Regions from separate parts of the Homo sapiens genome. Here region 2 is linked to region 1. Evidence: read pairs that join two places in POLR2A ChIA-PET (ENCODE). Cell type or tissue: K562. All regions are shown on one strand.

Region 1 (4,000 bases):
GCCCAGGAGGTGCGACTTACAGTGAGAGCCTTGACTGCACCACCGCACCCCACCCTGGACCACCCTGTCTCGACAACAGGAAAAAAGCCCCACAGATAAGTAAGCATGCAGAGTATCAGGCAGTGATGAGAGCTGTGGAGTGAAAGCAAGCAGGGAAGGAGGGCAGCCTGGGGCGCTTTGCAGCAAAGTTCTCAATGAGCAGAAGACACGTGGGGGAGACCTGAAGGAGGGTGTAGACAAGTGGGGAAGATGCTCCGTGCAGAGGGAGCAGGAAAGGCCCTAAGGTCAGATGCATCTGGCGTGCTCCAGGAAGAAAATAATAATAAAAGGGCCTGGCAGATGAGACATCCAGAGTCAGGGGTGAGGGCAGACAGCTGCGGGAGGGGAAGTGGGGGGATCCTGGAAGGGCGTTGGCCCTTGCTGGGAGTGTGTTGGGAGCCAGTGGCATATCCTGAGCACAAGACTGACACCATCTGGCTTAAGTTGCAGGCGATGCCTTCGCCCTCAGTCTGCTGGGTGAAGCCAGGGACCAATCAGGAGGCTGTACTGACCCCAGCTGCAGCCCTCAGCAGCACATGCATTGTGCCAAAGAGGTGCCACGTGCATGGGAAGGGATCGTCTGGTGGGGTCAGGTGGGGGCCCTTCGTGGCAAAAGTGGACTTGAGCTGAGCCCTTAAGGACATCAGCATTAATAAGATGAGAGGAGGGGACATGACTTTTGTAGGGCGCGCAGCTGAAAAATACTGCTTGGTTGTTTTCTGTCTGAGGTGTCAGCAAGACACGCAGCTGTATATGTTCTGTAGGAAATTTGCAGTTGAAGCTGGGGCTGGGAGGGGCGTCTGGGATCCCATGACGGCTTTGGCATTACCGGGAGGCTGACGCGGAAAGATCAGCTGATGCAAGGCGTTCAAAACCCTGTCTCTATGAAAAATAAAAAATTAGCTAGGTGTGGTGGTGTGCGCCTGTAGTACCAGCCACTCAGGAGGCTGAGTGAGGAGGATCTCTTGAGTCAAAGAGCTCAAGACTGCGGTGAGCTGATCATGCCACTGTGCTCCAGTCTGGGAGACAGAGCGAGGCCCTGTCTCAAAAAAAAAAAAAAAAAAATCAAAGGCTTTGGGTTTATCCGTCTATCTCCGATCTGCTGAGAAGAGGCGGGGCTCTAGTGACAGGCAGCACACACTCAGAAAAATCACATTCAGTGTCCCAGCCACAGTACTCACATCCATTTTCCTTTTGGCCTCATAGTGATCCTGCAATAAAGGTACAGTGGTTATTAAAATGGACCCCCTTACAAAGGAGGAAACGGAGGCTCTGAGAAGCTGGCTGCACAGCCCATGTTTAGTAAACGCAGAACCAAGATTGACAAAGAGTCTTTGAATGTCCGTTCTGGAAACTTAACTTTAGATCAGGCTGTTCCTGGGGAAAATATCCTGAGGGGGTAAGCCGCCTTATCTTGTAAAATTTCTCAGTTAGGAGCTTCCAGTTCCTTTTTCTCTGACTCTTGGCTCACCAAACAGCCTTCTTGTCTGAACTCTGAACAACTGGAGATGCTTTTGCTGAAGAGTGGCATTGGTGTCCTGTGAGATGCAGCTCTCGTTACAGGTGGACGCACACTCTCCTGTGGTTAGTAAGTTCCTGACTTGTGAGTTGGTTAGTGTAAACACAATTCCCCAACCCTAGAGGAAAATCAGCATTGCATTTCCGGACATGCTGAATTCCAGGGACAACCTCGGTGATGATTAGTGACTCACGTCTAAAAACAGAATACGCAGAGCTGAAGGGATGTGACTTCTGATGTGAGGTCACAAAATACCCCACTCCTCTCTAGGGCGATTTCCTTCCACTCTCTGGAGGATCACTTGCCCTGGCAGGAGGCAATGGCCACGTGGTGAGGCACCTGCGAGGAGGGAACAAGGTGCCAACAGCTGAACCAGAGCCTCAGGAGAGGCCTCAGGCCGGAGGCACCCAGATGAGCTTCACTGGATCCCTGGCCCACAGGAACCATGAGATAACAAATATGTGTTATTCTGTTTTAAGCTGCTCAGTGTTGGAGCTATTTGTTACAAAGCAGTAGGAAACTCATACAAAGTTAAGGGAGGAAAAGCGGGGAAGCACTGCAGTGCTGCGCTACTTACAGTGATGGTGCCTGACGGTGCAGGCCCGGATGGCTAAAGGGACAAACAAATCGGAAGGAGGCAAATGAGAAATAGAACATGAAAAGGCCTAAGGAAAACTGGGAACTCCTTGGAGGGCGAAGACAAGGCTCAGCCGGGTGAGAGCGTGACGCCAGTGATAACAGACTCAGAGTCGGAATACGGTGATGTTTTCCGCTTGTTGTTTATAATGATCTGTTCTGTTATTTGCCTTGGCTTCAGATATTCTACCGTCAAGGATGCTTTGTCTTTTTTAATATACATGATGTGATTTCCTGACTTGGCTTTGTCCGTGTAAAATCATATCATGTCTCTGGTGCCTCTCGATACTAAGGTGTTTAGGACAAATTGTTTGGCAGGACATGGTGGCTCACACCTGTAATCCCAGCACTTTGGGAGGCCACGTCAGGCGGATCGCTTGGGCTCAGGAGCTCGAGACCAGCTCGGGCAAGATGGCAACACCCCATCTCTAATAAAAACAGAAAAAAAAAGTTAGCCTGGCATGGTGGCAGGCACCTATGGGAGGCTGAGGTGACAGGATGGCTTGATCCCAGGAGGCGGAGGTTGCAATGAGCCGAGATCACACCACTGCACCCCAGCCTGGGTGACAGAGGGAGACCCTGTCTCAAAAACACAAAAACACAAAATAATTCTTGGCTAAATATCAAGGGAAACCCCTCTTTATTAGCAGGCTCCAAATAAATCCATTGAAACTTTGATGAAGCAGTGAGGAAATGACTCAGAAATCCCAGTGAAGTATATCAGTTACAAGGATCTCATAAAGAAGGCACTTTGATTTCTACTAAAGATAACTTAGGAAGCAGGTATTACCTATACTGATGTGCCAGCCTCTTCTACTGAAGCCCTGACTAAGGGATTATTTTCTAAGCCCCAGCATAACTGAAACCTCACTGTTCTTAAGACTCTTGGGCACCAAGTCATTGCTTCACCTCATTGGCCCTGTGACTTCCTGTCACTCGCGGTATGACTGACAATGACACCGTCCATCGCAACTCTTCCTTTCTCACGTGGGGCACAACAGGAGAACATCCTTTCCCTGTAGTCTGAACATAATAGAGTGGTAAGCATGAGAAAACTCTCAGAACATAGAGAGAGACTCCAGACTGAGGAGCAACTCCTGTTTCTTCCCTTCCTTTCTACAGCACACATGAATTATCTCCTGGGAATGAAATGGTCCCGGCCCCGTTAAACATTGTTTCCCAAGTCCATGTGATCCCAGGTAAAAGATTCGGTATCGGCCGGGCGCGGTGGCTCACACCTGTAATCCCAGCACTTTGGGAGGCCGAGGCGGGTGGATCACAAGGTCAGGAGATCGAGAGCATCCTGCCTAACACGGTGAAACCCCGTCTCTACTAAAAATACAAAAAAATTAGCTGGGCGTGGTGGCGGGCGCCTGTAGTCCCAGCTACTCGGGAGGCTGAGGCAGGAGAATGGCGTGAACCCTGGAGGGGGAGGTTGCAGTGAGCAGAGATCTCGCCACTGCACTCCAGCCTGGGCGACTGAGCAAGACTCCATCTCAAAAAAAAAAAAAAAAGACTCTGTATCATATGGTACAGCCAAGACTTTGCCTGCTGAAGGGGGTTGTCCGAAGGTCTCTGACACATGAAACAACTCAGTTCTTCTCTTTGTGGTAAGGATACATACAGCACATAAACACAGTCCAATTCTAGGAGCCAGGAGGGCCCCCACCGCTGTGTTAGGGAGATATGGAGTGTCCCCTATTATGTCCCAAAGCTTCAGTTGTTGAGATCTAATGAGTTGCACACAACACAGCTGACTGAAGACATAGCAGCAGAGGTCTATAAAGAGATGTCAGTCAATGTAAC
Region 2 (4,000 bases), 83 kb after region 1:
CCTGCAGGAATCTGAGGCTGGCCTCTGGGATGGTGTGGGGAGCTGGATTCAGGGAGAAAGGGGGCCCAATCTGTGGAGTTGGCTGCTGACAGGGGAACAGCCGTTCCAGCCCTGGCGTATTTGTCCTCCCTCCCTCCCAAGTGGACCTGACGCTGGACCCTGACACGGCTCACCCGGCCCTGATGCTGTCCCCTGACCGCCGGGGGGTCCGCCTGGCAGAGCGGCGGCAGGAGGTTGCTGACCATCCCAAGCGCTTCTCGGCCGACTGCTGCGTACTGGGGGCCCAGGGCTTCCGCTCCGGCCGGCACTACTGGGAGGTAGAGGTGGGCGGGCGGCGGGGCTGGGCGGTGGGTGCTGCCCGTGAATCAACCCATCATAAGGAAAAGGTGGGCCCTGGGGGTTCCTCCGTGGGCAGCGGGGATGCCAGCTCCTCGCGCCATCACCATCGCCGCCGCCGGCTCCACCTGCCCCAGCAGCCCCTGCTCCAGCGGGAAGTGTGGTGCGTGGGCACCAACGGCAAACGCTATCAGGCCCAGAGCTCCACAGAACAGACGCTGCTGAGCCCCAGTGAGAAACCAAGGCGCTTTGGTGTGTACCTGGACTATGAAGCTGGGCGCCTGGGCTTCTACAACGCAGAGACTCTAGCCCACGTGCACACCTTCTCGGCTGCCTTCCTGGGCGAGCGTGTCTTTCCTTTCTTCCGGGTGCTCTCCAAGGGCACCCGCATCAAGCTCTGCCCTTGATTATCCTGCCACCCGCAGGGGCCCCTCTGTCAGCACTTGGGGGGTGGGTGGTGGAGGGTGGCCCGTAAGTTTGAGGGCTCAAAGGCTCTTCCCACTGCTTGTTACTGTGTTGCTTCCCACTCCCCCTTGACCCCAGGCCCCTGCTTCTCCCTCTAGGAGCCTAAAGAACCCTCCTGGCCTCCAGCTCAGCCTTCTCTCACCTACTATGTCTGTCCAACAGGTCTGCATGGGTCCCTGATAATGAGAACAGCTGCCTGGTCTTCTCTCCCAGTCTGCCTAGCCCAGCCCTGGGACTGGAATTTGAGTAGGGGATGAGGGGAAATTGTAATTTCATTCCTTAACTTCCTTTTCCCCACCCCTGCTCTTCAACCTCTTTATCAGTTCTGAGGCTGGAGGGTTTGGGCAAGGCAACATCCCCATTCCAATTCCATTTTCTGATGCAGATTTTAGCTGAGGGATTTGGAAGCCATTTGGGGAGGCAGGCTGGGCCAAAGGGTAGAGCTGGGTAATAAATGTCTATTCTCCTGGGGAGGAGGGATTCTAAACTTTCCTTCCGTCCTCAATTTCTACCTCCATAGACCGGCCAGAATTTAGCTTCACTTGAGAGAGATCTGGAATGGTCGCCATGATTGAAACCACGCACCATTACATCATCATTACATTAATTACATCAACATAAATTATTTCTTCCCCCTTCCCTTTTCCAGCACTCAACCAAGGAGCAAAGCTCATCCCACCCCACACCCCTCCCAGGTCTGCTCACTGCCAGGCTCCTCTCCCCTTTGTTCAGTGGAGCTGGCTTTTCTCCCAGCCCCTTTCCATGCCTTTCACTCCATTTGGCAAGCTCTGAGGGGGAGCCTGGGGACGGGTTTGGGTCCCCAGGAGGAGAGCCTTGGGTATAATCTATTTTTCTAGGAGCCTCTTGCCTTGTCACTTGCAGCTTTCGCCCTCTGCTTTGATGGCTGAGGTGAACTCATGTTCTTTGGGAAAAGGGAAGGCGTGCTGTGGAAATAAAATGTTTATTTGCTTCTCTTGTGAGGTCTGTTCCTTCAGGTGAGGGTGTAACTCAGGATTTCTTCCTTTGCCGCCCCTGCAGTGAGAAGCCACACAACTGAACTGGTTAGTTGCAGTTAAAGGCATGCTTTGCACCTGTTACCAGGCAGGCTCCTATTTCAACAGGGATGTGGACCCTGCTCCCCATTTTAATATCTTAACCTAACTTACTAACTGTTCAGTCTACTTAGAGATGTTTGCCACACGTAGTTGAAACTGAAGCCAGAAATGCCTCATCACCATTATAAATTGAGGGGAGTAGGAAGTGGAGGGTGCATGTGGGCCTTCAATATGCTGTAGTTGCTTAGCACAGAAAATTGCAAGGGTAGTGGGGTCTCAGCCGCATGTTGAACCATTCCATCCCTGTACTGAGGTTTCTATTGGAAACTGTAATTGTAGTTTAATGGCTCACTTCTGGCCTTTCACAAGGCATCTATCCTCATGAATAAACTGTGTTTGTGTGTAGGGGGATTGAGGGCCAGGTTATAGTAGCAGTTGAAATGTTTAGTAGGGCCAACTTTATGGTTCTATTTATGAATGCTTCCAGACCAACCACCCCAAAACTTTTGACCTGAGGAATAAATTAGTTTTGAATTAAGTTCTTCTGGTGAGAACTGCCTTGCTTAAAGAATTAAAAACCCTTGACTTTCCTCAAAGACCATGTTGACAGAGACTGCTAACATGAAGCTTAAGTTTTCTGAATTATGTTCAAATCTTTAGAGGAATGAGGATTCATCTTCCACTCTTACGTGTCAGGGGTTGGACCTGCGGAGTCTGCTTTTTCTAAAAATTGACTGCAACCACTTTGAAATCAGTTCTTTCCCTCAAGAAGGTTCCCCAGGTTGAAGGTAGGCCCTGATGATCTGCACGTGGTATGTAGGACGCTGATGGGGTTTAAGTTCAGGGAAACTGCTATGTGACTTCTCACAAACATCCCACCTGATGCTACCCCAATCCTGAGAACTTAGACGGACAGCTCCCCTTCAAAGCCTTGTTTACTTAGTCCATACCTTGCATCCAGTTCGCTAGTGCAAACTTAATGTGTAAGCAATGTAGATAGAATGGAGCTTTTTTGCATATAAGAAAAAAAAACCTAAAAGTCAGAAAAGCCAGTTTTTTTTTTATTTGTAAAGCTCTGCCATAAACTTCTAGCGTGTGCCAATGGTCACCTGCCACACTCGCACCAGGTTGTCCGTGTAGCCAGCAAACAGAGTCTGCAGGGAAGAAATGACAGTGACAGGTCAGGCTGGCATAAATTCTGCAGTCTCACTAGATTCAGCCCAAGTGGCTTTTTTTGAGATCCGTCCACCTTGCTCCATTGTCTAGGCTGGAGTGCAGGGGTGCGATCCTGGCTCACTACAGCCTTAAGCCCCTGCAGTTCAAGAGATCCTCCCACCTCAGCCTCCAGTAGGCATGTGCCACAACGCCGGGTAGACTGTAAGAAACCGCTCTCATTTCAACAGCCAGCTTGTAAGTGGTGGTTATGTATTCCTTGAGGAAGAAACAGCTGGTGATAAGGCTCCAGACATTTGAAAACTGGTCAGATTAATTAAGGTATTAATTGAAGGCTGACAGCCACTGCGTTCCACATCAGTCTTCCCTCTGATGCAGAAACACATTCACTGGCATGGCAAACGAGGGCATCCTCATCAACCTGGCTTGTCATTTCACTTTATGCCAAGGACACTGCTCTTGTGTCTGACAGACTAGATATACTAACAGAATGAGAGGGAGAAAATTAACTGGAAGCAGAATCACCTGAGAGGACAGACCCACTTACCTGGCCATCAGCAGACCAGGCCAGGGAGGTGCACTGGGGTGGTTCTGCCTTGCTGCTGGTACTGATAACTTCTTGCTTCAGTTCATCTACAATGATCTTTCCCTCTAAATCCTGGGGAACAGGGCAAAAGCAACCTTAAGACTTACCAATCAAGAGAGTCTCCTCTTAAAAGCCCCTCAAGATTCTCAAGTTAAAAAGGGATGATTTTGCTCCCTGGGGTCCATGTATCAATGCCTACATGCATTTTCAGTTGCCACTAGTGGAAGGATGGTTTGCTACTGACATCTAGTAGAAGCTGGAAATGCTGCTAAACATCCTGGAATGTACAGGACTGCACACCACAACAGAGTTACTCAGACCAAAATGTCATTACGTGGAGGCTGAGAAAGCTTAGCTCCCAGGTGGGAGTCAGATGGCATATATA

Evidence for each region. Peaks named below come from ENCODE experiments on the same cell type or tissue, not always from the same donor. Only the 100,000 strongest peaks of a DNase experiment are listed, where the experiment ranks them.
Region 2: POLR2A ChIA-PET joins it to region 1 with 5 read pairs; 7 of 35 experiments call an interaction of 5 or more read pairs at or near these places.

The regions. Positions count from the first base shown.
Region 1 is chr5:181,150,898-181,154,897 of GRCh38, forward strand. All of the region lies in intron 1 of OR2V2 (olfactory receptor family 2 subfamily V member 2), which reads left to right. Among named protein-coding and RNA genes, the nearest start is that of OR2V2, 5.3 kb to the left of the region's middle. RefSeq lists enhancers at 56-557, 3,210-3,259. In K562, a CTCF peak has its summit at 465; no DNase peak of the experiment used is centred here.
Region 2 is chr5:181,234,033-181,238,032 of GRCh38, forward strand. TRIM41 (tripartite motif containing 41) reads left to right here. Exons shown (of 6, transcript NM_033549.5): 6 at 142-1,776. The coding sequence ends at 743. RACK1 (receptor for activated C kinase 1) reads right to left here. Exons shown (of 8, transcript NM_006098.5): 7 at 3,577-3,687; 8 at 2,865-3,010. The coding sequence ends at 2,945. Among named protein-coding and RNA genes, the nearest start is that of SNORD96A, 5.9 kb to the right of the region's middle. RefSeq lists an enhancer at 2,095-2,174. In K562, no CTCF peak of the experiment used is centred here; a DNase peak (open chromatin) is centred at 1,544.